7 separate regions of the Homo sapiens genome follow, and regions 1, 3, 4, 5, 6 and 7 are each linked to region 2. Evidence: chromatin loops called from intact Hi-C (ENCODE). Cell type or tissue: sigmoid colon. All regions are shown on one strand. Region 1 has its middle 110 kb from the start of LINC01695. Region 2 has its middle 140 kb from the start of HEMK2. Region 3 has its middle 22 kb from the start of LINC00161. Region 4 has its middle 5.0 kb from the start of ADAMTS1. Region 5 overlaps LINC01697 (long intergenic non-protein coding RNA 1697). Region 6 overlaps LTN1 (listerin E3 ubiquitin protein ligase 1). Region 7 has its middle 21 kb from the start of LINC00113.

What was found. Peaks named below come from ENCODE experiments on the same cell type or tissue, not always from the same donor. Only the 100,000 strongest peaks of a DNase experiment are listed, where the experiment ranks them.
Region 1: it touches region 2 in a loop (11-fold over the local background); 53 of 110 quality-filtered maps call a loop at or near these places.
Region 3: it touches region 2 in a loop (16-fold over the local background); 81 of 110 quality-filtered maps call a loop at or near these places.
Region 4: a loop joins it to region 2, with 10 times the contacts of the local background. A loop is called at or near these places in 89 of 110 quality-filtered maps.
Region 5: a loop joins it to region 2, with 6 times the contacts of the local background. A loop is called at or near these places in 30 of 110 quality-filtered maps.
Region 6: it touches region 2 in a loop (8-fold over the local background); 45 of 110 quality-filtered maps call a loop at or near these places.
Region 7: a loop joins it to region 2, with 4 times the contacts of the local background. A loop is called at or near these places in 64 of 110 quality-filtered maps.

The regions. Positions count from the first base shown.
Region 1 is chr21:28,334,644-28,338,643 of GRCh38, reverse strand. No RefSeq gene overlaps it. Among named protein-coding and RNA genes, the nearest start is that of LINC01695, 110 kb to the right of the region's middle. In sigmoid colon, CTCF peaks have their summits at 939, 1,151 (motif pointing right) and 2,177 (motif pointing right); a DNase peak (open chromatin) is centred at 2,123.
Region 2 is chr21:28,742,845-28,746,844 of GRCh38, reverse strand. It overlaps a transcript of HEMK2 not described here and the pseudogene LOC124905067. Among named protein-coding and RNA genes, the nearest start is that of HEMK2, 140 kb to the left of the region's middle. RefSeq lists an enhancer at 1,145-1,234 and a silencer at 3,944-4,000. In sigmoid colon, CTCF peaks have their summits at 945 (motif pointing right) and 1,587 (motif pointing right); a DNase peak (open chromatin) is centred at 954; H3K4me3 peaks cover 935 bases; H3K27ac peaks cover 365 bases.
Region 3 is chr21:28,515,198-28,519,197 of GRCh38, reverse strand. No RefSeq gene overlaps it. Among named protein-coding and RNA genes, the nearest start is that of LINC00161, 22 kb to the left of the region's middle. In sigmoid colon, a CTCF peak has its summit at 2,030 (motif pointing left); a DNase peak (open chromatin) is centred at 2,067.
Region 4 is chr21:26,848,406-26,852,405 of GRCh38, reverse strand. No RefSeq gene overlaps it. Among named protein-coding and RNA genes, the nearest start is that of ADAMTS1, 5.0 kb to the right of the region's middle. RefSeq lists an enhancer at 1-65. In sigmoid colon, CTCF peaks have their summits at 1,860, 2,064 and 2,836; no DNase peak of the experiment used is centred here.
Region 5 is chr21:28,050,176-28,054,175 of GRCh38, reverse strand. The region is part of intron 1 of LINC01697 (long intergenic non-protein coding RNA 1697); the gene reads right to left. Among named protein-coding and RNA genes, the nearest start is that of LINC01697, 3.8 kb to the right of the region's middle. In sigmoid colon, a CTCF peak has its summit at 2,375; no DNase peak of the experiment used is centred here.
Region 6 is chr21:28,938,258-28,942,257 of GRCh38, reverse strand. LTN1 (listerin E3 ubiquitin protein ligase 1) reads left to right here. Exons shown (of 30, transcript NM_015565.3): 25 at 852-1,038. Among named protein-coding and RNA genes, the nearest start is that of LTN1, 53 kb to the left of the region's middle. In sigmoid colon, a CTCF peak has its summit at 1,875 (motif pointing right); no DNase peak of the experiment used is centred here.
Region 7 is chr21:27,699,294-27,703,293 of GRCh38, reverse strand. No RefSeq gene overlaps it. Among named protein-coding and RNA genes, the nearest start is that of LINC00113, 21 kb to the left of the region's middle. In sigmoid colon, CTCF peaks have their summits at 1,870 and 2,070 (motif pointing right); a DNase peak (open chromatin) is centred at 2,093.

The DNA.
Region 1 (4,000 bases), 410 kb after region 2:
ATGAGATCAAATTCTTCCTCTCTCAAAGAGCAGTTTTCAATCTATCAAAAGCAGTATTAAGTGATGCTCTCCCCACAAAGTCACCAGATCAGTGTCCCTGCTATTCAAAATCAGCTTCAAGACCAGCTTCCAAATCCTCTTTTAACCAAAGGGTTACTTTGAATTCCCTCTAAACTAGAAATTATTTGTTAGCTAGAAATACCCTCATAATATCTGCGAATGCCTCTACAACTAAGAATTTTGTAGTCACACTAGTGAGAAAGAAAATTAATAGTTCTTCTTTCCATTGAGCTCCAAAATATACTTATTACTCAAAAGCAGTTGCCAGCTCTCTCCAATCATCTTCCCATGCAGTTGGGAAGTTGATAATATTCAAAAGTTCATGCTGGACTGGCTGGTTAGCATTGGAACTTTTGTGTTTTCTTTCTGATGTCTGTAACTAATCCTCCATTTCTTAAATTTCTGGATTATTTTAGAATTACAATCACTTTTTATACATAAGTGTTCAAAAAGCAATTTTAGTTCTTAAATTGTATGTGAAATCAACACAGACAGTTTGGCCAGATAACTAAAAATCACAATGCTGAAAAATTATTCTGATTTTGTGTAATACATCACAGCATTTTCCTTTTATGTTTGTGCTTTAAAATTTTTTTTTCAAGTTGAAATGCCTAAACTTTAGAAAGTTTTGAAGTTTGGCACATGTTGGGTGGAATACTCAGAAACTTGGAGAAATTCACCTTAAGAATCCAAGATTTAAAAACTAATTGCAACATCTCAATGAATTAGTGATATTTCCTTGCCTTCGGTTGCAGAAAAATTATTATCTAGGTGTCCTTTCTTATGAGATTCCTGCCAATTCTAATTCCTGCTCTAAGTATGAGTTGTTTAAGACTAAAACTATTAAGGAGAAATCTTTAATCATGAGCAGCCCTATAATTTATTAAAACTCTTTTAGACAATAATTCTAATAATGCTTTAAGGGACCTATAGCTTGAAGTTCATTGTTTTTCCATGTTTTGTTCATGTAAGTCCCTGCAGAATCCTACAGGTTGAATTTAGAATGTTTCTTTATTGATCACTCCAACTAGCACACTTAATGGAAACTGAAAGAGATACTCACTAGACACAAGATGGCAGTAACATGCCACCTAAATTTTATGATTTACTCATAGGGAATAGAGTTGTGTAATTCAAATCAGAGACTTTTTATGGTAATTTTTATCCTTTTGGGAAGGTGGGGACATAGATGCCTTTGAGAATCTGATTAAAATGATGGTCTCTCTCTTCACTCCAACCACTAAGTATATAAATTTCTGATGAAGCCTTTTCGTAGACTTAAAAAGTTTAGTCCTGTGAAGACTAACGTATATTTTTCTCTTGAAAATAAATCCACAAAGGGAACAGATGATACAAAGAGTTCAGTAATCCAAGTTACAAGAGAAGGACAGACTCAGAAGTTGAGGCTTTTGATGGCATTTCATCTTCTGCCTTTCTAGGGAAGAATGATAAATTGCAAAACTTTAAACAATGTATTGTGTATTCCTAGCACTTTCCGTTATAAGAAAGAGACACATCAATAGGTTAATGATTATTTCCTTATTAGCGGTAGGTCCTTTTCTGTTTAATTTCTAATCTTCTGATTAAAAGTTGTATTTTACCAAAAGTTTGAAAGTTTTCTTCTATTAATTATCTGACTTCAAAAAACCACAAGCAACTTTTCTTACCTCTTAAAAGTTGTATGTTTTTAAACATTGTAAGCTTATTTTGTGTTGTTCTTATTATTGTTTTGAAACAGTATAATATAACCTGTATAGCTGAGTATCAACTAGCATTTCAGTAATTCTGATGTACACATATATCCTAAATTTGAAATATATATATATATATATATATATATATATAAATAAAATTTAAACAGAGTGACATATGGTTGCAATTAAAGTTTTGTTGTTTGGCTTTACAAACCTTAGTAGAAATCCTGAGGAATGAGTCCTAACTCTGGCACAGGTACAGCTTAAGTAACCAGCTTCCATGATCAGTACATGCAAACTTGGAAGAAAATAAACAGGGGGACGGGCACAGCTGATTATCATTCTAGAATTCTGATTCAGAGTTACAGCTTTCAAGTTTGATAAGAAAGTACTGGCGATTTCCCGGAAGCAAGCAGCTATCCTGGTTTTACAGAACACAAGGTGGCAGAATTGCTCCTTTTAAATCACTGATCTTTAACTAACTTAAAATTTAGAAACATTTCTAAACAGCAACACATAGTAAGAGGAATGGTTGAAACACTAAATTCCCACAAACATTAAGGTGATATTATGCATAATGAAACAAAATATATATTGTGAAAAGCTCATTATGCTAGCTTTTTGGAACTCTCATAAAGATAAGTGAAAATATTGATTGACTTCATTAAAAATGTCTTTAGTAAGTTACTAGAGCATCATTTAGTGAATTCTTTCTATAATCTGAGTTACTTTTACATTTTAACAAGTTGCAATAGTGGTTTTAATATTTGAATTTAGAAAGGATACACTCAACAGATATCATTTTAATATATTGTTTCAGGTGAAATTTCAGCCATTGTTTCAGTGAAATATATGTTGACACCAGATTTTCTCATCTAAAAAATTAAATTTTATTTATCACACAAATATGTTAAAACATCATACCGTTATGGAAGAGACAGCAACAAAATATGATGTGAAGATCACATGCCTTCGAAAGGCTAGTATTTAAGAATTATTATAACTATAATAAAATTATTCTAGTAGACATAATGCAAGAATTATTTTATTGAATTTATCTGAAAGTACTAAATCAATTATTAGATATTTATTAGACACTGCCACCTTCAAAATATTTAAACATTTTTATATTGTAGCAGAGATTGTTGGAAGCTTTAGGATTAACAGAACTCCAAAAAATTGGCCAATGATTGAACAACTATAGACAGCCCCCATTTTAATTAATAGTGAGTGTTTATAAAAAGGCAATTAGAGGTATAATGTCTGGAAGTAGAACAATAGACTTAGAGACTATCAGGAGAGTTAAATTTCTGATATCTGAAAAATGCTAATCCTTCCTTAATTTGGGAGTGAAAGGAGGTAGTGTCCTTCAGGACTGGACCATCCATTGGGTGAATGAGAGCCCCTGGACGTACCAGGAATCAGCTTCAGTGGAGGGGATCAATACTCACATACCAATTACTGATTACTGGGGAATCCAGTGGGGCATTTGTTCTTTCTCAGTCAGCAGCTGCTCCCTTGAGCTCCAACCTCTCCAATGGGCAGAGGTAGTGATGCAGGCAGCTCCCAATCTCTTAACTTCATCATCAGGTTACCTAATTTACACAGAGCAGGGATAACAGAGCATGTGTTTCTACCTCCCCCTTGCAGCCTGGTCAATGAGTTTTGGGCCTGTTTTGGCCACCTTACATGAAGAGGGGATTATTTTGGACAATTCCTTTGCTGCTTAACATTATGGCAATTCTACCCCTATCCCAGAGGAAACAGGTGGAGGGGGCTTTGAAGTAGGAAAGAGGACAGCAGCTCCTAGTGTCCCACAGGAGCAAGGGAATTTCAGGTGCCTTGGTGGGTCCTTTATAGACCAGGTGGAGAAAAAGGTCCTTTTACTTGACATTGATCTTTGTTCACAAATACTATCAAATGATCTGGTGTAGGGGCAGTTCCACTCCCCTCTCCCAGCCCCTCATCCTCAGCCACATGACAAATTTGTTCAAATTTGTTAATAATCAGATAGTGTCTTAAAAAAATAAAACTATATGTACTTTGAAAGGTAGATTTAGATTTGCCAATGCACAATTTATATTTAAAAACAAAGTCAGATTATCTGAAGGCTAGATTTAGAGTGGTCAATATATGATAACTGTATATGGACTGTCATATATAGAAAAGTGACAGATGATTTTTTTTCTCTCTTTTGAGACAAGGTCTTGCTCTGTTGCTCAGGCTGGAGTGCAGTGGTGCTATGA
Region 2 (4,000 bases):
CTCTCAGCCCTCCCTCTTCCACCCTCTCCCTTCCCTTCTCACCCCTGCCAATGGCCTTATTTGTGTTCTTCAAGTATGTTGAAATGCTTCCCTTCTCAAAGTTTTTGCACTAGCTCTTCATATCTTTCTGGAATGTTCTCCATAGATCATCATATAGTTTTTTTTTTTTTTTAGATTGGCCCTACTTTAATAGCAACTCTTCTTGGACCACTCAATGTATGATAGCCTCTCAGTCACTTTCTATCACGTCACCCTATTTTGATTTCCAGTATAGTTATACATTTTATAAGCTACATTTATCACTCATATATTCCCTTAAAAATATTTATTTTCCGTTGCTCATCTCCCTACCTGCACACATGGTCGTGAGCAAAGAACTTGCTTGTCCTACTGATCTCTGCATTCTCAGTGCTCGGTGATATTTGTTGAATGAATGCAGGGCAATGCTATGTCTATGCTTTATGTCATTATCTTCTGACTCACTGCAAAGACAGGAGTCCCCCACGGGCAAGGAACATACTAAGAGTAGTATGTACCTCATGTTGTTATTGAGACATTTCAAAACATGTAAACATATTTACAGTGATGAAGTATACAGAATACTGCCTGCCACAGAAAAAGCTCCAAATAAATATCAGCTGTTGTTACTGTAGGATGTATACATATTTTTATTTATATTCATATAGTTTTGTTATACATATAAAACAAAACGTTTTATCAGTTTTTATTACTTACACATGTCTACATTATATATGGTGTTAGCTATTGTTATTCTGTTATTTGATAGAGTATCCAATAAAATATGTTACAAGATTTTGCTAAATACCATAAACTAAATGCCGACCACTTTTTTCTCACCTGGCTCTATTTCAGGATTCAGCCAGGTTTCTCTGTCTGGGAGTGTTAATGTTTCTTAGCTAAGCAGCTGCAGTATCTGCGGTTACTGAAATCGTCCTGAAGGTGGCAGCGGAGAGCTAAGGTTTGGAAAGTGCTCACATGTTCTTGTATACATGCTGGGATAGGATTTGAAGGGGGTGAGAAAAGTTATTCCATGGGGCTGTTTTTGCATCTTCAAAATTCCTTTCATCATTATTATTGTTGGGAAGGGGTGTGTTATATGTCGGGAAGCTGCTCAAATGCAAATGATATCTGGGAAGTGGCAGCCAGCTATTATTCATGAAACCTCAGGCAACGTGAGAGCATTAGAGCATTCATCCAGATGCAGGAAAGTGGAACTGCTGGTGAGGTGAGATAGAGGGCAGGTAAAGGGAAGAAAAGGGCTTGGTTTTGGATGGGCGTTTTCTTGGTTCCGAGGACTTCTTGATCTGTGGAGAGGGGTACAGGCAGGAGAGGTCAAAGCTGAGCCCTCTAACTGACGGGGCCAGGGCAGGGCCCCTCTCGTCCGGGTCTAAGGCAGTAAACTCCTGGAACAATCTCATACAACATCCATCTGCTTGTTTAAATAACAAGCCGATTCTATCATGTCTATGTGTACAAATCAGACTCTCTGGGGAGTAAGTATGTGAAAGGAGACTGGAAATATCGTTAACGATTTTCAGACATTTTCTCCAACTAAATCTGAAATACTGCATACTGACCACGAGATGACAGTATTGCACCACTAAATGCTTACACCACAAGCTTCCATCTTGTAAGCTCTTAGAGATCTAACACAAAATCACTGTGCTTCCCACTCGCAGCAGTCATTGGAATTATGCTTATAAACAGCAATTTTTCTTTATTTGCACTTTTTCCATAAATGAGGAATACATTTTTTGCCAATAGTGGCTACTGTATGTATACTTCGGTTATTGTCTTGGGAAAATGGGTGTTGAAAAAATTGAATTGTCTGTGACTCTACACATTTTATAATTCAAAATTTGTGAATAAAATTAATCAGCATGTGAGTTAAAGTGCAGTATTCCTTCAGCTAGAACTGCAAGACCAAAAAAACCCCATAAAAGTGTTTGGTTTATAATTTACTGTTTTTAATTTATGGTCTATAGTAAGATTTTCTAAAAGCATGAAACAGAATGGTTCTAACATATGGTTTTATATAGTTTACATATTTATAACCATGTTTATCTAAAATAGCTCTCTGTAATGCATTTATGTGGTTGAAGAGTTTGAAAAGGTGATTATCAAATGAAATAATGTATGTAAAATACCCAGCTCAAGCCTCACACATGGCAGGAATCATAATAAATAGAGGCTCTTGTTTCCTTTATTAAGAAGAAATCATAAATTAGTGGATAAGTGCAAAAATCCTTTGCTACTATGAAACAGGAGAGGCCAAACAGTGAGATATCATAGAGTGAGTTGCCTCTTATGCCTTTCTAGTTGAGTAGTCAGAGAATGAAAAACTACTTAAGGTTCTACCCTTCCACAGACACTGCAGATGAAAGTGTTCGGCAATTAACCATGAATGACTTTCAGGAACAGCAAATCCATGCTTTTCTATTTTACTCAACTTGGATTACATCTGTAGTGCAAATTTAAAAGAACACTTCTGGGGACAGTTTTTCCCAGGATCTATTTATTGTCTCATTTTTTTCTTTTTTTAATTGTTAATTTATTTTATTTTTGTAAAATATTTTAATGTTTATTTTAGGTTCAGGAGTACATGTGCAGGTTTGTTATATAGGTAAACTCATGACTCAGGGGTTTGGTGTACAGAGTATTTAATTACCCAGGTACTAAGCATAGTATCAGATAGTTTTTTCTCTTCTGAACCTCTCCCTCTTCCCAGCCCCCACCCTCAAGTAGGCCTCAGTATCTGCTATTTCCCTCTTTCTGTCCATGAATTCTCATTATTTAGCTCCCACTTATTAGTGAGAACATGTGGCATTTGGTTTTCTGTGTTAGTTTGCTGAGGATAACAGCCTCCAGTTCCATCCACGTTTCTGTAAAGGATGCAATCTTGTTCTTTTTCATGGCTGTATAGTATTCTGTGGTCTATATGTCCCATGGCTATTTTCTTTGATAGTCTCAGAACAATAAAACATTCAGTACCCACAGCAACCCTTGTAGCTACCAGACACATTTGCATGATCCAAGCATAACAGTTAAAGATGAATGGCCTTAATGCCTGGGGTCATCCAACTTTCACCATCTTCTATTTTAGACTTTTTCCTCCTCCTAATAGGCAGAGATGGGATGAATTCCTTAATTAAACAAGATCTCTTGTTTGAACCAGTTTAGACTGCAATCATTCATCAAACTTTTCTTTCCTCCCTCCCTTCCTCTCTTCCATTCTCCCTTCACCTTCTCTCCTTCCTTCACTCTCTTTTTTCTTTTCTGCATCCCAATGACTTGTTACTTACTGTGTTCTGTTAAGTTTAGGTACAAACAATAGAAGCAAGTGCTTTATTTAACTCCTTATTTCCTGTTATGGGCTGAATTCAACCCAGTCAACACCTTAATCTTGGACGTCTAGCCTCCAGAACTGTGAGAAATAAATTTCTGTTGTTGAAGTGACCCTGCCTCTGGTACTTTGTTATAGTAGCTCTAGCAAATGTACACATCCCCTTAGATTCTGTCTCTCTCTTTTTTTTAAAACACGGAACACTTTTAGGAATGTGCATGTCATCCTGGCGCAGAGGCCATGCTAATCTACTCTAAATTGCTGCTGAAGCAAGCACTCCTGTTAGATTTTTCAACCTCCACATTTTCCAAGACTTCTTAAAATACTGGCTTTTCAGACCTTTGGGTCTCATCCCTCCTGTTGCTACACTCCACCACTGCAGCGCATTTGACAATAGTGACTGTGTTTGTGTGAACGTGAGCAGATACTAAATCCCAACATTTTTGAACAGTTTCATTGCACTCCTACCAGGTACAGCGCATTCATTAATTTTAATATTTACTATCACAATGGGAACTAAGAAGTTGTCAGGAAACGGAATAAACTTAAAAATGGTTCATAGGAGAAGAAGACAGAAGACCGTGACCACAGAGAAAATTTTAGCCTAAAGCCTTCTTATACTGTTGTGCTAGAAAA
Region 3 (4,000 bases), 230 kb after region 2:
TATGTGTATACCGCGTGTTGTTTATTCATTCGTCTGTTGATAGATACTTGGGTTTCTAACTGGCTATTGTGAATAATACTGCTACAAACATTGGTCTGTTTGAGCCTCTGTTTTAATTCTTTGGGGTCTATGTCTAGTCATGGAATTGCTGGATCATGTGGTAATTCTATGTGGAGACTCTGAACTGTTTTCTATGGTGGCTGCAGCATGTTACATTCTCACCAACGATCCACAAGGATTACAATTTCACCACACCCTTACCATGAAAGTGTTTAAAGAAAACGTTTATTTGATCCATTCTTGCTTGAGATTTGTTTTTGCAAGTGTTCACTGAAAAGAAAAGGATCAGTAGATCTGGCTAAGTCCAATGACTCATTTCCCTATTGGATGGCAGGCTGGCAGAGCATCCCCTTCTTTGTTTTCTATGCTCTGGCTGCTTACTGTGCACCCTCAGCTGCGTCTCTGTTTCCCTGTGGTCTTGATTACCCAGGAAAGTTAGCTCTAAGGAGCAGATCCATATCTTCTAATAATTTGGAGGTTTCTAAGTGGGTTCTTGATCAGCTCCAGGCTCTATCCTCTCAAATTCAAAGTCTAGAAATTTGTTCTCCATAGCTAGCTTTGAAATCACGGCTGAGCCATTCAACCCTCATGGATTTCAGTCTTCTCAGTCATAAAATGATCTCAAAGTTTACTTCCTCTCAGGTGGAGCCTGCTACATAATTTGTGGGGGAAAATGCAAAATTAACACGCAGTGCCCTTTCTTCAAAAAGCAAATAAAGGAAGTGTGGTTAAAGGAACTTTGGGAGCTCATTATAAAGGCAAATGCTCATGTTTCCCTGCAGCCCTGCCTTCCCAAGGGGGTTTGACAGAATAGGTTTGGGGTGAGGCCAAGGGATTTGTATATTTAATAAGAATTCCAGGTGATTCTGATTCGAATGGTTGGCATAACAGTGGATTCACACTTAATTCAGCATAGGGTTTTGGAATTTATATTTTAGCAAAACTGGACCAAAACCTTAATATAAAGCCTTTTCATGTAAAAATATTTTATTTATAACATGCAATAAGGGCAATAGTAATAAATGAGTAAACATAAACTTATAAATGCAAACAGTAATATTTTTGGTGACAACAGAATATGTTATAAAACTTTATTGGTGGGATATAATGATTCATTGCATAATTTTTCTGGCTTGCTTATCTGGGAATTTATTTATTGGTACAACACAATTTATACTTTTAATGAATTTATTTTCTGATAAATTATTTCAAAATATAAATTTTAGTACATCTAGAGCTAAAGAATCTCGGGGAACGGTTTTTTCAAAAAGATTTAACTTTTCATACAAATCAGTTTTGTAGAAATATGAATTAAATGCACATTTATATAGTGGCATTTAATGTTTCCTCTGACATTTCTGTATTTTAGGGAGGTCATACAAGAAACTGAAAGTGGTTCATGATTTGTTTAGAATTGGATATATTTGTTTATACATTCTATCACTTTATCTTCAGTTACAAGTTAAATTAGATTTAAAATTTTCATTCTCACTAATAATTTATCTGAAGTATCACATGAAAAGAATGCTCTTTTCCATCAATTGCAACAATTTTTAGTTTCTTCTTCTAAGCCTATGGATATTTACTTTGCAATATTCTAGCAGATTTTAAACCAGAGATCCGAAACTCTGAAAAATCCTAATAGCTCCCTAATTTATTTTATTGCAGTGTCCATGTGCCTGCTTTTAAAGTGTAATCGCTTACTGATAAAATATACTGCCTGAGCACTGGAAGTTCCTGTCCCTGCTCGTAGGCCAGGGAGTGGGTATTTGCACAGATACTGCAGAAATTGGTTGCAGGATAGCCAGGCCAGCTGGTCTCTCATTCTGAGGGTCCTTTCCCCTTGGGAGATTCTCTTTTCCTGTAGGGCTGCAGCTGTTACTCTCACTACTACTGCTTTTGATACTGCCGCCATTGTCAGTGACAATCTGGGCCAGAGTCTTAGCTAGGCTGCCCCCTTGAGGCTGCAAGGTGCCCAAGACTGCCCCAGGTGTGTGCAGTGGTTGACCAGGCCAAATGCTCCCTGCTGCTGACTGCTAGCAGTAACAGGGCCTGAGTCCCTGCGTGCCCTGGCTGCTTTCCAGGGTATGTCCCCTGCTCACGTACATGTTTCATTGTCCCTGTGGACTAAATGTATGAAACACAGGCTCAAAGGTGAGATTCTTAAAATGTCAAGATGACTACAGCAAAGCATTAGACCAAGAGCCTGGCCCTTTCTGTAGTTGCCCTGTGCAACTACCCAAGTGTAACACCCAGGAAATTGGCCATGCTCTTAGGCATAATAGAAATTATGCTTCCAAATTGGATACATACCATTATTGACTCAGATTATATATATATATATATATATGTTTCATAAAGGAGCAGGCTGAGATTGAAGAATCTTGCTTCAATGTTTTCTCTCCTGCCCAAGCTTTTCTTTAGTAGCAGTTCTGACTACCTCCTCTTACCCTCCCCTCCAACTCACTCTTTCTTGTCTTCTCCATCTTAAAAGGATGGAGATTCATGAAGGAGAGAGAGAGAAGATGAAACAAGGCAAGTAAAGAATTGTGTACGCGTGTTCTTTCCTGGTGTTATGTTTCAGCTGATTTCAAACATTTTGTGTTTTCATTATCATTTTGCACTACCAGGAAAGAAGCGAATTTTTACTTATCTGTCTTCATCTGAACTCTATTTAGTTGCAACAAATTAAATATTTTCAGACTTGAATAAAACACAAATAACTGTTATCATCTTATAAATTCAAAAGTTTAGTTTTAACTTCTCGTTTAGTGTGTGATTTCCAGCCAGCTAAATGTTTGATTTTTCTGAGCTTTTGCTTTCTGTTGAAATGATTTATAACCTTAACAATTATTTTAGTGGGTTCTAGTGGCTAAAAAGAAAAAAAAAGAGGTTGAGGAATGAAACAGTGCTGTTTTTATAACAGAGTGACTTTTTTTTGAATACTTCAAGAACTTTGGATTTCACCAGAGTTTCCATTTCTTGTCAGATGTCTGAACACTAATGATTCTCAGCTTTAGGCAAGCCACAACTTAACTATGTTGCCATATTTATTTTAAATGGACTTTTCAGCTATGTATAATTATATGCTAATTTAAGAAATGATACTTGAAATTAATTTCTTTATTTGATTGTATGTATTCCTTTACATTTAATCAACTTTTTAAAATTGTCATTTGCTCCACACTCAAATGTATCAGTCAATTTAATATTCTATTTAATGGGGTTTTAGAACTAATATTTACCTTATTTGTGAAATTTCTTTAAAAAGATTCATCTTGGATGAATTACTTGGATTCATCTTGGATGAATTACTTGGATTCATCTGGATTCATCTGAGGCAAGTAGATAAGTGTACTTACATATTTTGGAATGGGAGTCAGAGAGATTGAAAATAGGTCTGTTGGACCACAGTATCTCATTGATGATGTTTATCTTTATAGTTCCAACTCTGAGCGACAAAACACCTTATCATATTTATTAAATAAAATTTGATGTCCCTTTGATTTAATATTGGGGATGCTTTAAATTTGATACTGAAGGATTTGGCCTAACAGGCAGTTCCAGACTTCCTAGGCAAATGGGCTGGCAAAGTTTTTAGAACATTTTCTGAGACTTAGCATTGTGTTCAGAGCATGCCCAGCGTGTTTCCAGAAAGGCAAAGATACAGAGCTTTGAGGAAATTATCTGGGTAATCATGGCAAAACAACAACAAGAACATTGATATTGAAGAAAAGAAAAGGATAAGGTCTGAGTTAACTAGACTATATGTAATCTAATTAATTAAGTGATACATGTTTCTATTCTTAATAATTATAATAAATTACTTTGATAATCAATTCTTTATGCACATTTTATTTACTCATAGCTGTATATAAAGATCTTAGCATCATGGATCCTATCAGTTTGGCTAAACTGAAATTATACAAAACATCTATTT
Region 4 (4,000 bases), 1.9 Mb after region 2:
TCGTCTGAGCCAATTCCTCATAATCTCATTAAATACATATGTTCTATCTCTCTGAAGAATCTTGACTAATACATATGGTCAGTGTTTCTTAACAAAAGTTCCCGAAGAAATTTTAGACTTTAAGAGGCTAGGAATGAGGGGGAAATGGGGCAGAAGATGAGCAGGACAAGTATCCTTCTGAGGCACCTGCCTCTGCTGAGAACTTTACAGTCTGTAGGCCAAAAAAGGGTGTTCTCTTCTAGCAAGGGGGTGACATCTGCCTCTGCAGGGTCTAGGAGAATCTGGGGCTCATCCATCCAAATGTCTGCATTTTATGTATCAGAATCCCATAGTTTTTCTATTAGGACCCTAACTTTAATATAAAACAACTATAAGATTATACATTTTTAGATTTTCAGCATCGTCTGCTCTCTGATTGCAGGAGATAAAAGTGACTTTTATGGCATGTCTTCAAATTAAGTTAGAAAACGATGTAATCTCTGTATATAATCTCTGTATTTCCAAAATAACCTTCAAAACAGGCACTGGTAAACTTTTTTGAAGGGGCCAGATAACAAATATTTTGGACTGGTGGACATTGCTCTCTTTTGCAATTATTCAACTCTGCTTTGTATTGTGAAAGCAACCATGAAAAATACATAAGCAAATGATTGTGACTTTGTTCCAGTAAAACTTTATTTACAAGAACAGATGGTCAGCCTGAAGGTCATAGCTTGCCAGCCCCTGCTCTGAAGCAACTATCAAAAACCCATCCAATGACATGTTCCTTTCAATTGTTATTTTCCTCATACTGTCTAAGTGCCGCTGCTGCTGCATAAACCTGCTTCTCACCCCATACTACCACCTCATCCCACACAGAGACTCTTTGTCATTGCACTGACACTGCATGCCGGGGGCGGTCCCATTCCATTCACCACCAGCAAACGGGTTCTACTGCCCTCTGATCAGTGAGCAGTCCCATCTAGAAGATCTCCTGATGCTCTTTGTTTTCAACTCAGTTTAGCCCAGAAAGCACAACCTGAGAAAAGGGCTTGTGTGCATGCAGTCCCTGTAGAGGTGGGGAGGCAAGGGCAAGTAAGTTTAGGAAACAGGAGGGGGTAACTAGGAAGGAAGAGACAGAGGAGGAAGCAAATACAATGGTGCATTATCCTTCAAGTCAGGATTGTTGTCATCTCCATTTTACATATGAGGAGGCTGAGGCTCAGGGATGATCCATGGCTTCCCTGAAGCCACAAAGTAAGGATGCAGCAGTCAGAATGCCAGAATTCAAATGTGGATTACGTGGCTCTCCACCACTAGCTCCCAGGGTATTAAGTGCAGGGAACAGGAAGACCCCCAGCCTCTATGCTTAGACATTGTGCCACTTTAGAATAGTGTCCAACTCTAATCCTTTCAACAATCTTGTCCAATTATGTATTTAGAGAGATTGTCTAGGCCTTTCCAATCAACATTTCATGAATATACAAGCCTACCATCAACCAATTACGAGTGTGTCCAGTTCTCAGGGTGACCTGAGAGCCACATGGAACAAGAAAGCTTTCCAGCCAGTGTTTCCAGCAGCAAGCATCCTAACCCAGGCCTCGGAATCTGAAGATACAGTGCTCAAATATCAGTGCTTCTGAGCTACTAACCATTGTAATTGCCCAAGTAGATGGCCAATGAATTGCAATAATTCATAATTCAGTTTTTGGTTATTAATAAGATTTATTGTATCTTACACAAAAGAGCATTATAAAATGATAAATATTGTAGGATAGAGGCTGAGATATAACCAAATATTGCTCTTGATCTTTAGCAAAAATCACTTTCAAAGGACAATTGATTTTCAGCCTCTGATTAAATCCCTGCTAGTGGAAGTGTAGGGAGGTGACCAGCTCCTATCTCAATCAGCCAATCAATAATTATAAGCCGGGTGGGGAAAAAAAGCAGTAGTGAAATAGTTTAAAATATCTTATTCCATGGTCTCAAGTGCCGCCTGCTGACTAAAACTGTCCACTTCCAATTCCAGCACTTATTAAACTAGAGATAATATGTTAATATTAATTTGCTTTAATTAATAAAATATTCCTAGAATATGATTTTAAATTCACATGACATTCGGAAGTCACTTATATTTGCAGTATTCAAGAATTACATGAAGTATGTGCTCATTAAGAGCGATTTTAAATTTTATCTTTTGTCACCACCTGGTGGTAGAACATTTTCTCACTTTTCTTTTTTCATTTTAAGCCTTACGTTGTTGCTAAGGAAAATTTCTAAACCAGGGAAACCAGTTAACCAGTATTGATTGTCAAGTATTAATGTATACTAAACATACTGTATGTACTTAATATCTATTGAATAAATGAATGAGTTTTTAATCTGTTTTAGTGGATTGCAAATGTACTTAATCTTTTCATTTGAATGACAAGAAGTTCTCAAATGTAATGAATAAAAGCGGTCCACAGTATTATTTTGTCAGAGGCAGTTTTCTTTCTTTAAAGTTTAATTGGATTTTTGTTTATGGTAATACAAACACATAATTAAAAAGTAGTTGATTTAAAAACGCATTTTATTATGCCCTCAAGAATAAATTCATTTAACATTGTAATATTTTTAAAATATTTTCCATAATACTAGGAGGTAGGAGAATATTTAATTAGAATTTATTAAACATGATTGAGAAGATGTGAAACTTTTGCAAATTCTTAACTTGAACTATTAAGAATAAAAAAGGAAAGGAAAGAAAAAAAAAAAAAAAACACCAAGTCGCACATCATTTGTTGTAGACCATCGCCACCTTGTGTTTGGAGAAAGATGTACTAAAGTCTGAGAATCTTTTAAGGTGGAAATTTTTTATTGCTGGAAAATTCCTATTTATAATTAAAACAAAACTTTACTGGAAACAACATCATTCCAAAGTCTGACAATATAATTACCTCCTACACAATTAGATAGGTTAAAATGTCAAAACAGTTGATTAAAAGTTATGAGTCAGAGTCATTTCTAAGCCCCCAGTTTGACTCTCGCTATGACATCTTGGGAAAACTACTTAACCCTTTTGAGTCTCATTTCTGCATCAGTTACACAAAGGGAGTCGATCTGGCAGATCATACTCCTCTGAGTTCTGTGAGGGCATGATGTGGAGGGAATATCAATTTTGAGTCTAAATGCAAGCTACAATAATTTTTCTGTCTCCAATATTTGCAATACTTCTGGGTATATAACCTGTTTAAACTAGAAGTTTTCTAACTACTTTCTCATTTGTGATCAATTAAAATATCCATTTGTCCAATATTACTTTAGACCATATGTTCCCAAAAGTAGGACTAATACCAAACAGCTTCCCTATTTCTAATTAGTCAATCTTATGGTACTAAAATGTGAATAAAAAGCATTTCCCGGTTATGAAATATGCACATTAGTTGTTTCTCTAGACAATGTTTACATTAAAACAATTCTAATAGCTCATGTATATTACCAGATTTCCTCATTTCATGGCTACTTGTTGAATACTTACTTTGGTATAGACGTCGTGAAAATTGTGAATAGAATATTGTGTCTATAACATATGAATCTGTGAAACAAATAAGAACACATAAGGTGTAAATAGAAATTGACACCTTGATGCTTATCTCTCACTTTAAAATGCAGACAACTTGTTCTTTTTTTCAGACAGTCCCTCTGTTCATAGAGGACAATAATGTGTTTAATAGGTCAAACTGTTAATTGTTCCAATAATTTTATGTCAAATGTTTTGAGTTTTGTTCTGTTATCTCTAGAAATAAAAATTAGCTTACATATGTAAATTAGAACATGTTGAGATTAATGTTTATATAAGCCCATATGTATTCTATAAAAATAAAACCCAAAATATGGGGAGTAGGGATTAGGATAGCATGTGTTATTTTGGGTGCCCATTCAAATCAAGGAGCAAAAATTGGATTATGAAACTCACTACAAGAACCCCATATTACATGTCACTTTTACTAGTGCCTTGTACAAATTTACTCCTGTGGTC
Region 5 (4,000 bases), 690 kb after region 2:
ATATATCTGATCCTACCTATTTACAAGAAAAATAAGAAACAAAAAAAGAAGCAGAAATTAAAAGGATAAGGAAGCTAAAAAGGCAGGCAACGAAGAGTTAAACTCTATGATAGTGTTATTATTTATTTCAGATGTAAAGTTATATTACATATTATTTTTAAGTCTATTTGTCCTCCAGCAGCAAATGTACTCCTACTTTTAGGATTATAAATCAAAACTATTTATTGAGAAACTGTCATAAGTCAGGCACTATATTCAAGCTATGATTCTTTTACTATTTGAAATAAGGTTTAACCAGAAGGTTTACATGGAGTTAAAAAGTGACCAAATATTTAAAATGACTCAAACTGAATATGCTTTGTTTAGTTCAGGTCTGTTAAACATCAAGGGTAGACATGCCAGCGTTGCTTGAGTTCAGCACTGAGCTTGGTCAGCTATCTCCTGCTGATAAATAACAAAGAGGCAAAGATGACATTGAAACTAAATGATCCTGAGAAGGTGAAGGTTGAGCCTTCTTGAAGCACATCCATAAACATATGCACACACACACACACACACACACACACACACACACACAGGCCCCAAGTCACTTGGTCACTTCATAGGAAATAACTTCAACTACCAATGTGTATGTTTTGGGAAATAAACATGGAAGAAGATAGGTCAGAGTCAGATTAGTGTCATCATCAAAAAATGCCTGTACTACTTGGCTCTTCTTTAAATACGATACTTGGGTTAGGAACAAAGACTCTGCTGGAAAAGCAGTTTAATTATCACCAACCTTCTCAAAGCAAAGGACAAAACAACTACTGTGGGATTTCAAATCTGTCAGCAATCTCTCTTATACTTCATTCATCACAAGGCCCCTGGATTTAACAAGCACTAGGCCTCACCCACTTCAAAGACCATGGGGAAACCCACTTCAACAAAAGTCTCCTTTGAGCCTATGTGGAGTGATTTTACTTTCTTCTTACTCTTCATCCCAGAAGTTAATTCCAGAGTTGGTTGATACCATAATCTTGAGCAATCGACTGCAAACCTAAACACTTCTTGGCTGACTTTATCCCATTTGAAATGCATGAAGTTACTGTGATTCAAGTTATGCCCTAGGTGTTGATTTTTTATGAGCCTATAATCCCAGAGATGTAACATTTGATTTGTTCACATGGTGTCTATAAGAGTACCTTGCAGTGATAGAAAATTAGAAACAACATTTATTAATAAGTGCCAGGTTTCAAGGACTCCTGATCCATCCCCATGACATAAATCGTGGAATCTGCAGCATGTATATTTGAAATACATTACCATAAAATATTTATAATTACTTTTTAAATTCTCTTGGACTTGTCTTGGTGTCAGAAATATATTTATTTGTTATTAGTTATTTTTCTCTTGGCTCATTTCTCTTTGTGCATTTTCAGAGAATAACACTTGACCTAAACATTTGCATTTTTAATTTATTTATAATAAAAAGAACTGATAATTTGCCAACCGAGACATTATACTGATCTTCACCACAAGAAATAGATGCTATGTGTCTATGTATGTACGTACTGTGATGCAAATGAAGAAAGTAAAATGTGGAGCAATTAGATAGTTTGTCCAAGGTCACACTGAAGGAAAGCCAACACCCAGGAATCTCACTCTGTTGCCTGTTTGCTTAACAATACCTTAAGCTGCCCATCTATCAACTGTAGCTCAGTTCAAATCCATCCTCCTTCGTGATCCCTTCTCTGACCTCTTGGACTCCAAATCCTTTGCGGCATCCCTACGATATTGGCTTGTCATTTATTTAGAACATATCATGTACTATTTTCCATTGTCAGTTATCTAAGCTGACTAAAATTTCTGGTAGGCAGATCCTAAATCTTGGATTATCAAGGACCTACACCCAATATTATCCTAAGACTCAAAGCTAAGCAGTTACTTGATTTTATAACCTCTTTAGAAGAATCAAAACTGGAGTATACAAAAAGTTTTCCTAAATACAGTTTTGAATAATAGGGTCATAGATTTAGTATCATTAATACTTGCATATAAAGAAAGAAAACCAAAGGGTTTATTTACTTTTGAATCTTATAATTATCCAACTCATATCCATCAAAAGTAGGTACTCATTACAGACCAATGTTTCACAAGCCCCAGTGAGCACGGATTGCTTAACACAGAGAGAAATTGTTATTCCCTGATACACAGACTGAGAAACAGAAATGATTAAGAAAGGCCTACCCTCCGGTGGCCAACCTCTTTGGAAGTAAAGGATATCTACATCATGTTTCCTTTGATGTTAGGAATGAGGACTCCAGACTAACACAGATTGTATTTTCCCTGGTACAAATCATAATTTCCTCAAATTTTCCAGTTCCAACCACTAGATGTCATGCAGAGACCATAAAGTAGAACATCTTAGTGGTTTCTGTTGTTTTTTTTCCCCCCACGTCGAGCATTACCAATTTTATGAACTTCAACATTTAAGGTGGTTTGGAAAAATTTTAAGTGACAGGCATTAAAGACACAGGTCAGTGCAATTTATTTCACAGTCTGGGTGCATAGACATTATGGCAAAAATATATAGAATTAAAAGTACTACCTCATTCATTGCAAAGCATTATTTCCGGAATCTGAAAAATTCATGCAAGTGGGTTCCAAAAAAATAAAAAATAAAAAAGATAGAAATTCTAAAGCCTCCCTTCTTTAACAATCACCTACTTTACCCTGGTAGACAAAACTGGAATTCAAGAAAATGGAAAGAAAGCGTGTATAATAGAAAAAAAATCAAAAGTTTTGGATTAAATACTAGCTTGGACATGTGCTAATTGAGTAAACCTGCTGTAATACTTAACTTCTGTAAGTATCTGTTTGCTGGTCTGTGAAATGAGAATACCTGACATGCAATAATTGGGAAGTTTCAATAAAACATTGTGTATATATATATTTTATATTTTATATATATATATATATATATATATATATATATATATATATATATATATATATATATCTCAGGACCTCAGAAGATAATTAAAGAGTTATAGATTCTGGAGTCAGCAAGTTATGAGTGAGAGGTGAAGCGACTGGAAGAGGACTAAGTTGTCCAAAAAGACTGCAGCAGATTAAAAAAAAAAAAAAGCATCTGGCTTTAGGTATAGGAACATTTCAGAAATGGGTAAGCAAAAGATAAGAAAGAATCTACAGATACCTGTTTGGGTGTATAAGTAAAAAGATAATTTCAAAATCATTTCTTTATTGTTTATAATTAGATAAGCCTCCTGTAGTGGGAAATGAGAGTAAGAAGACAGAAAAAAAAATTGACCTCTTGAGAATAAAAATTCTCAAGGTGAAAGGAGATGGGATTCAGACGTGGACAAGGCTGATTGGAAAGATAAAGGATCCCTCTAAGCATACAATTAAAAATACAAACAATAATAAACCAAAATAAGTTTAAGGCAGGCCAACAGAGTTTGAAGAAGTAAACAATATAACATCTCACCCACCACCACACAAAGCTAGTTTTTTAATCGAGAAAACTTATACTATGGGAATCATGGCCTTTATCCTAAGAGCCATACTAGATGTAAAAATCTCTCTAAAGTACATGATACATATTTAAATATACACACATACATACACACATACACATATGCATATATAAGTTTTTGAAAAACAAAATTATGAAAAAGTTTTCTTTTTTATGCATCTTTTGCTTGTATCAATAAATCCTACAGTCAACTTACAATGAAGGCCAGTTTTTCTCAAACGCCGTAATGCTCTGCCTAAATCATTCATTTTAAAAATGATGGGTAAAACTTTACAAATAAAATGAAGTATACTTTATGTTAAATAATTTTGAATTCTCTATATTTAAAAATAATATTGAGATTATTACTCCAGTAAACAAAACTGAAATGCTAAAGATTACATTTAAATAACACATTCTTTATTATTATTATTTTCTTATTTTAAATTTTACTTTAAGTTCTGGGATATGTGTGCAGAACAT
Region 6 (4,000 bases), 200 kb before region 2:
GGTATTTTATAAGATCTAGTGACTATCAGTATGGAATATAGAAGGCTGGGTACATGAGATGGAGGTGTTGAAGGAAAAGACCTAAGAGCAGAAGTTTGGAGAAGGCCTGTACTTGTGGGCTGGGAGAAGGAAGCCACAAGGGAAGAACGATCACAGAAGTGAAAGGAGAGAACCAGGCTAGAGTATCATGGAGAAGAGAGTTAAGTATTTTACTTTTTGAGAATCTCATAAGTTCACCTGAAAGTATAAATGAGTAGAGTAGTTCAATAAAGAAGAAAATTAACTTACATTGTTGTGAATTAATCTGAATGGTACATTTATTTTCCTAAAAAGATTACAATCATGATTTTTTAAACAGGCACATAATTATTTTCTGTGTTTATCCGATTAATAGTATCATTGTGATATTTCTTAATAGTACTAAGTAGATAATATGCAATAAAATAGAAACTAGAATGAAGTGACAAAGTTCGAAGTCTTAATCTTCACTTTGTCTTTTATAAGATGATAAAAGGCCGGGTAGGATTTAGAATCCCTAACAGTTTCCCCTACTAACTGAAAGACGTTGGACTCATCATTTGGCTTCTCTGGGTGTGTGATTTTTTTTCACTTAGAAAATTGAAAGAGACGTTTTCTAAAAATGTCTTTCCTTCAAGTGCTATAATATGTCTTTTTTATTTTACTGTTATGTGAGATTAGGAGTTAAAATTGGCTCAATAGAGGGGAATTTTTAAAACGTTTTTTGGAAAACAGAGAAATTTTTCTAAAATGCTTGAAGTTTACAAGTACTGTCAATTTGTTAAGGAATGAATTATAAAGAAAACTTGTGGTGTTTAATCATTGATTCTTAGGTCACCACCAGCAGCACTGATGTCTCTTCTTAGCATTCAAGAGGACTTACTAGAAAATGTTTTGGGGTGTATTCCTGTTGGACAGATAGTTACTATTAAACCACTGAGTGAAGACTTCTGTTATGTTCTGGGATACCTTCTCACTTGGAAATTAATACTAACTTTCTTCAAAGCTGCATCATCACAGGTAAATAAATATGTGACAACTTTCGATAGTTCTGTCCTAATATGCTTCTGATACTGTTCTAAATACCTTCCTTTCAGTTTAATAAAAGGAAAATCCTTATGTTTTAATCTCATCTTTTAAAATTTATTTTATTTTGTTTATTTGAGACAGGGTCTCACTCTGTTGCCTGTGCTGGAATGCAGTGGCACAATCTCGGCTCACTGCAACCTCTGCCTCCTAGGCTCAACCGATCTTCTCACTAAGTAGCTGGGACTACAGGTGCAAGCCACCATGCCTGGCTAATTTTTATATTTTTGTAGAGATGGGGTTTCACCGTGTTGCCCAGACTGGTCTCAAACTCCTGAGCTCAAGCGATCCACCCACCTTGGCCTCCCAAAATGCTGGGATTACAGGCATGAGCCACTGCGCCCAGCCTAATCTCATTTTATCCAACTAACTTCCATCTGCTTAATAAGTTTACTCCTGTCCCTTATACCTTACCTTCCAAGCAAAAGTAATTACTCTGATAGGTGGCCAGATCAACTTTTTTCTAACTGAATGTAGTCACCAGGTTCTTTTATTTCAGGAAATAATATTTATATAATTTAATTTTGTACTATCATAGTAATGATTTCAAAAGAATTGGATCTTGTGTTTTTTGTTTTTTTTTCGGAGGGAGTCAGTTTGTCACTCTGTTGTGGAGATATAACTTAATACATCATTGGAAATTTACCTTACTTGAAAATCACTGTTTGGAGAGAGATCTGTGAAACATTACCTATGTAATAATTCAAACTGTTACCTAAGTGGTGAAAATATCTGAAATATTTTGTCCAAATTATTCTAGCAGCCACTAGATGTCTCTGTTGTCTCATGTTTAGGAAGTAAGACCTTGTCCAAGAAGAAACTGGAAAGATCTCTCTAGTTTTTCTGTTAGAAGGATCCCCACTTGAAGATAGTTTGAGCCGGGGAAGTGGAGGTTGCAGTGAGCTGAGATCATGCCACTGCACTCAAGCCTGGGCGACAGAGCCAGACCCTGTCTCAAAAAGAACAAGGAAGATCCAAATCTCTGTCAATCTTTGATTGAATTAGCCTAATAAAATATGTGCCTTCTTTTGACAGGTCAATACAAAAAGATTTAGTTTATCATTTAGTGTGATTAAGTATTCATGGCATTCATTTCCAATGTGACTTTTTGGAATTTTTAAATTATAATTTATGTTGTTGCTCATACCCTATACCCTGGTACAAAGATATCAATTTTTGCATCTTTGCATTTGTATATCTGTGGGGAAAAGTCAAATCACAGAAGCAGCATTGATCTAGCTGTTAAATAGATTAGTTTTCTCTTTAGGCCTGTCACTTATTTTTGTGACTTAAGCTAGTTTTATTTGCTGATGATATATTTCAAGAGCTCCTTATTTGGCTTTTACATCAATTTCTTAAAATATTGTTGATCTTTAAAAAATAGCAGCAGATTGAGGCATTTGTGTATAAGAGTTTTGTTCTCATTTTATATTCAGAAATTAGGAAAATGGCCATGTGTCACCTTTTTCATTAAGCTGGGATTGGGTTAGGGTGCAAAATTATACGGCAGCATTTATTATTATTGAGTCTGAAACTTGAACTGAGCTGTGGGCAGATAAACCAGAATAACCCACTAAGTAATACTAATTAGATGAATCCTGAAATAAACAGAATTTTTCTTCGGAAAACTTTAAATGTTCCTAAATCATGGGTTAACTTTTTTCTCAAAAAAACTAGCAAATCAGATTGAACTGGAAAAAGTTGTATATGTACATGTGTATGTTTTTGTGTCTGTTTTATAAAGCTTTACTGAGATATTGCACATACCATAAAATTTACCCACTTAGCATACACAGTTTGGTGTTTTTAGTATATAGTCATCCCTTGATATCTGCTGGGGATTGTTTCCAGGCTCCCTCCCATGACCCCCACCCCAGCGAATACTCAAGTTCCTTATATAAAATGGCATATAGTATCTGCATCTAACCTATGCACATCTTCCTGTATACTACTTAAAATCATCTCTAGATTAGTTATCACTGATACAGTGTAAATGCTATTGAAATAGTTGCTATACTGTATTAAAGTTTTTAGTATTTTTATTGTTGTATTGGTTTTTTTAAATCACTTTTTTTGCCCCTCAAATGTTTTCAATCTGCGATTGGTTGAATTCTCAGATGTGGAACCCATGGAAGTGGAGGGCTGACTGTATTCACAGAGTTGTGCAACTGTTAACCACTATATAATTTTAGAACCTTTTCAACATCCCATTGTAATTGATAGCAATCACTTCCCATTTCCTCTCAAACCCCGCAGCTCCTGACAGCCATTAAACTGTGTTCTGTCTCTATGCATCTGCCTGTTCTGGACATTTCACATATCTGGTCTTTTGTGTCTGGCTTTTATTTTAGTATATTATTTTCAAGATTATCAAATTGAAGCATGTATCATAAGTATTGCATTTATTTTTGTGGCTGAATAATACTCCATTTTGTAGATCTATCACATTTTGTTTATCTATCTGTTTATCCATTAATGGGCATTTAGGTTGTTTCCTTTTTTTTGGCTATTGAAAATAAAGCTGCTGTGAACATTCGTGTACGAGCTTTTGTGTTGAAATATGTTTTCACTTGTGTTGTATACCTTGGAGTGGGATTGCTGGGTCGTATATGTGTGTTTTTAAAAGTCCATTGATATTGGTGATTAATTTTTTAAAAATCTCTAACTTTTTGTTTTGAAAAATTAAACAATGAAGTTGGAAGAATAATTCAATGGAAAATCACATACTCTTTTAGATAAAAAAGTTACATACATCTTTTAACATATTGCTACATTTGCACATACTTTCTCTGTATTTACTTTTTTTCTGCTGATCTACTTGAAAGTAAGTTGCAGATATTTTGATGCTTTACCAAAAGTATTTAAGCATATATCTCCTAAGATCACGGACATGTTT
Region 7 (4,000 bases), 1.0 Mb after region 2:
GGTGCAGATGAAGGAGGGTTTACATCTGAATATTCATTTCATTTTTCTCTGTGTCTGTCTACATGACTGGAAATTGGCCACATTTTGAGGGCCTATTTCTTTATATGTAAATTAAAGAATGAGGGCTGAAAAATGTGTATTCCTTTTAATCCTAACATTCATTGAATTGCTTCTTATTTTCAATGCTGTCAATGTCAAAATCCATTTATATCCTACATACCGCTTGATTTTACATAAACTGTTGGTTTAGTCTCTTTTTTTAGCATAATGTGTAGTTTATAAAGATCCTGTGTGTGAACTGTAGTAACAAATAAGATATTTTGTTGATCTCACTAATAAAGGTCCTGGGTATAAGCAGTAGTTATATGGCATTTTAATTTTTTTTTTAAGACAGGTCTCACTCTGGTGGCCCAGGCTGGAGTGCAGTGGTTCGATCTCGGCTCACTGCAGCCTTGACCTCCCAGGCTCAAGTGATCCTCCGACCTCAGCCTCCCGAGTAGTTGGGAACACAGACGTGCACTACTGCACCTAGCTAACTTTTTTTCTACTTTTTGTAGAGACAAGATTTCACCATGTTCCCCAGGCTAGTCTCAAACTCCTGGGCTCAAGTGATTCGCCCACCTTGACCTGCCAAAGTGTGGCATTTCCACAACGACAAGTGCTAAAATTCTCAAGACAATGAAGGAAAAATTTCATGGAGGTTTTCTCATGATTCTAATTCTGGTTTTCTGATGTTCTAACTTCAGATCTTGCTTCTCCAAATTTTTGATATATTATGAACACCCAGGCCTTTCATTAAAGACTTTTAAGAGTCCCAAATCAAATCTTAATGATTAACTGTCTCACCTGACCTCAAGTTTCCTATGGCATATTTTTTTTAAAGTAATAGTAATAGTGGTTGAAGAACTTTGTAACGCAATTTAAGACTCTGGTTTCCATGTCTAAGAAAAAGATAAAATTATATCAAGAATGTTGACATTCATACATACATTTAAAGCCACTGTAAAAGACAGAAGTGATGTCAATGTGGACCAGTTATTGTTTCTTTCGTCCCCTTAGGGTGGTGGTGGTGTTTTTGAGTCCAATTTTGAACCACCTAAATGGAGACCCTGGAAGCATCACATTTTACCAAATGGCCTTATGGCTTCATTATGATGCCAGGATCAGTACTGCCTTTTATAGAGGGAGAAAAGTGCAGTCTTGTTTTAACAAAATAACAGGTAGCATTGGTGACTGTACTTTCCCCAAAGAAAAGGACTGATGACTGTGTCACTGCTTTCTGGCAAAGCAGCTCTTACTCTTGAAGCTCTCTTCGTGTTTCCTCTTTGAATTCCCCTTCTAATTATTCTTTCTCTCAGAATTAGAGACAAAAAAGTGTAGATTCATATTAGAAATAGACTGATACTTTATATATTTCACTTAGTGTTCATGATCCGTTAGACTTTAACATGGATGCTTAAATACAATTTTCTCAGCACCTGGTGAATAAATTTCATCAGATTATTTCCTATTAGAGATCCTCCTTCAAATTTGCCACATCTGTGTTATTTTTTTCCCTTTAGGAAAGAGCAGAAGAATGTGTTGAGAATTAACCCTGTCGTTTCAGTTTGTACATTCCTGTTATACCTCGAGATATTACTTTTTAATTTTAATTTTTATTTCCATGGTTTTGTGGGGTAAGGTGGTTTTTGGTTACATGGATAAGTTATTTAGTGGTGATTTCTGAGATTTTGGTGCACCTGTTACCCAAGCAGTGTACACTGTACCCAATGTGCAGTCTTTTATCCCTCACCCCCCTCCCACTCTTGTTCCCTGAGTCTGCAAAGACCATTACATCATTCTTATGCTTCTCCATCAGTGTCTGTCTCAACATCACGGTGTGCACGTCAAGACAGTACGAAAATGACTTTTTTATTTTATAACTTTTTAATGCTATCTTTCCCGCACTTGATGATGTTGAGACACTGATGGAGATGCCTGGGGCATTACAGGGAAATGTACCTCCAGTAATGCCACGTTTTCTTTTCGAGGTTACTTCTGAACAGCTTTAAAGAGGGCGCTGCCTGCCTCATAGTCTGCAGCCTCGTGGTGACCAGTTGGTCACCAGGGGGCAGGCTTGGATCACAAAAGTGTGTCACCGCTCATTTTTCTTCAAGAGAAAGAAGCGTATTGCTCTCGCTATAAAACTGTGGTGCAATTCATTTTTTACAAACCGGATGGTCGATAAAAATAAGTCATTTTGTATTATAACCATGAACTCAAGATATATCATTCATTTAAAAACTACGTTCTATATTTTTGTAAAATAAAAAAATACATTTTATCAATTCCAATTTTGTTTAATTTTACTCATTAAACATTGATACAGGTGAAGAAAATTTTTTTACAGATAGTTTTTGCCCTCTAATATTAACTGTACAAAGCAAAGTATTGTTGTAACAGTAGAAGAATAAACAGAAACTACTGACTAGCATATGGCAAAATTTGGGATCTCAGATCTTTTAAAAATTATTTTATCATTACAAAAGTAATATCTACTTTATTGTTGAAAACAGAAATTACTGAGCTACAAAAAGGAAAAAAATACTAAGCAGGCTTCATTCCAATATTCGAAGGGAACTATTCTAAGATGTTGGTGCATTTTGTTAAGATGTATTTTAGATCAAGATGCCTCTATTTATCAGTTTGTCTTTCTCAAACTTAGAATCAGGCATTGTGTAACCTGCTTCTACTTTTCACTTAATAGCTTATTGTTGACAAGTTTCCTGTCATTTAATACAATTCTACATTATAACCTGTAGCAGCTTTGCATGATATTGTATCAATGTGCATTATTTACATATTCAATACCTTATTTTAAGCTATTTAAAAAGTTATTTCTAATGTTTTGAGTAGCTCCTTTTAAGTGAAAATGAAACAACTTTTCCAAGACTTATGAAACATAATGCATACAGAGTTAACATTTTTCTTTTTAGACGGAGTCTCGCTCTGTCGCCAGGCTGGAGTTCGATGGCATGATCTCGGCTCACTGCAACCTCTGCCTCCTGGGTTCAAGTGATTCTCCTGCCTCAACCTCCCAAGTAGCTGGGACTGCAGGCACATGCCACCACGCCCAGCTTATTTTTGTATTTTTAGTAGAGACGGGGTTTCCCCATGTTGGCCAGGAAACTCTCCAACTCTTGACCTCTTGATCCACCCGCCTCGGCCTCCCAAAGTGCTGGGATTACAGGTGTAAGCCACCGTGCCTGGCCTAGAGTTAACATTTTTCATATTTAGAACCCTTTTTATACATTAAGGAGAACAATGCAGTTTACCTTCAAAGTAAAGATTAATATTATTTTGGTTACATGGATAAGTTATTTAGTGGTGATTTCTGAGATTTTGGTGCACCTGTTACCCAAGCAGCTGTTATCCAATCTTCAAAGTAAAGATTAATATTAGATAAGGATTCCACACTAATTTAATTTATAGCCTTTTGAAGAAAGATGAATTACAATTTAGAAATCATTTTCACACTTATTTTTGCTATTAATCCTATAACTCTCTTTCTTATGTCATTATGTAAAACCGCATTAAATAATCACTTACCAAAAGAAGTCATTTGAAATATGGTTCCTCACTATGACTAAGAATATAATACATTTATCTTATTCCCATTATTTAAGTCATCCTTATTTAATAGCACTTAGCAATACCTTAGTAGAATGCTTTTCCACATTTTTCACTTGCGTGGGCCAATTAAAACCATAATTCTTAGAATAACTCCTAAACACAAACAATTAAAGCTATTGAGGACTATTCAGGTCTTATAAACTGCAACCCTGCTTTCAAGGTGATGTTTGTGCTGATTTGCATTGTACAAATGATTGTAGAATTAACCAGTGCTTACAATCAGTGTGACATTGGGCAAATTGTTCAAAACATCTTAAACCCCATATTCCTTTTCTATAAAGCAGGATTAGACATATCTATCTTTGCAAAGTTACTGTAAATATTTGAA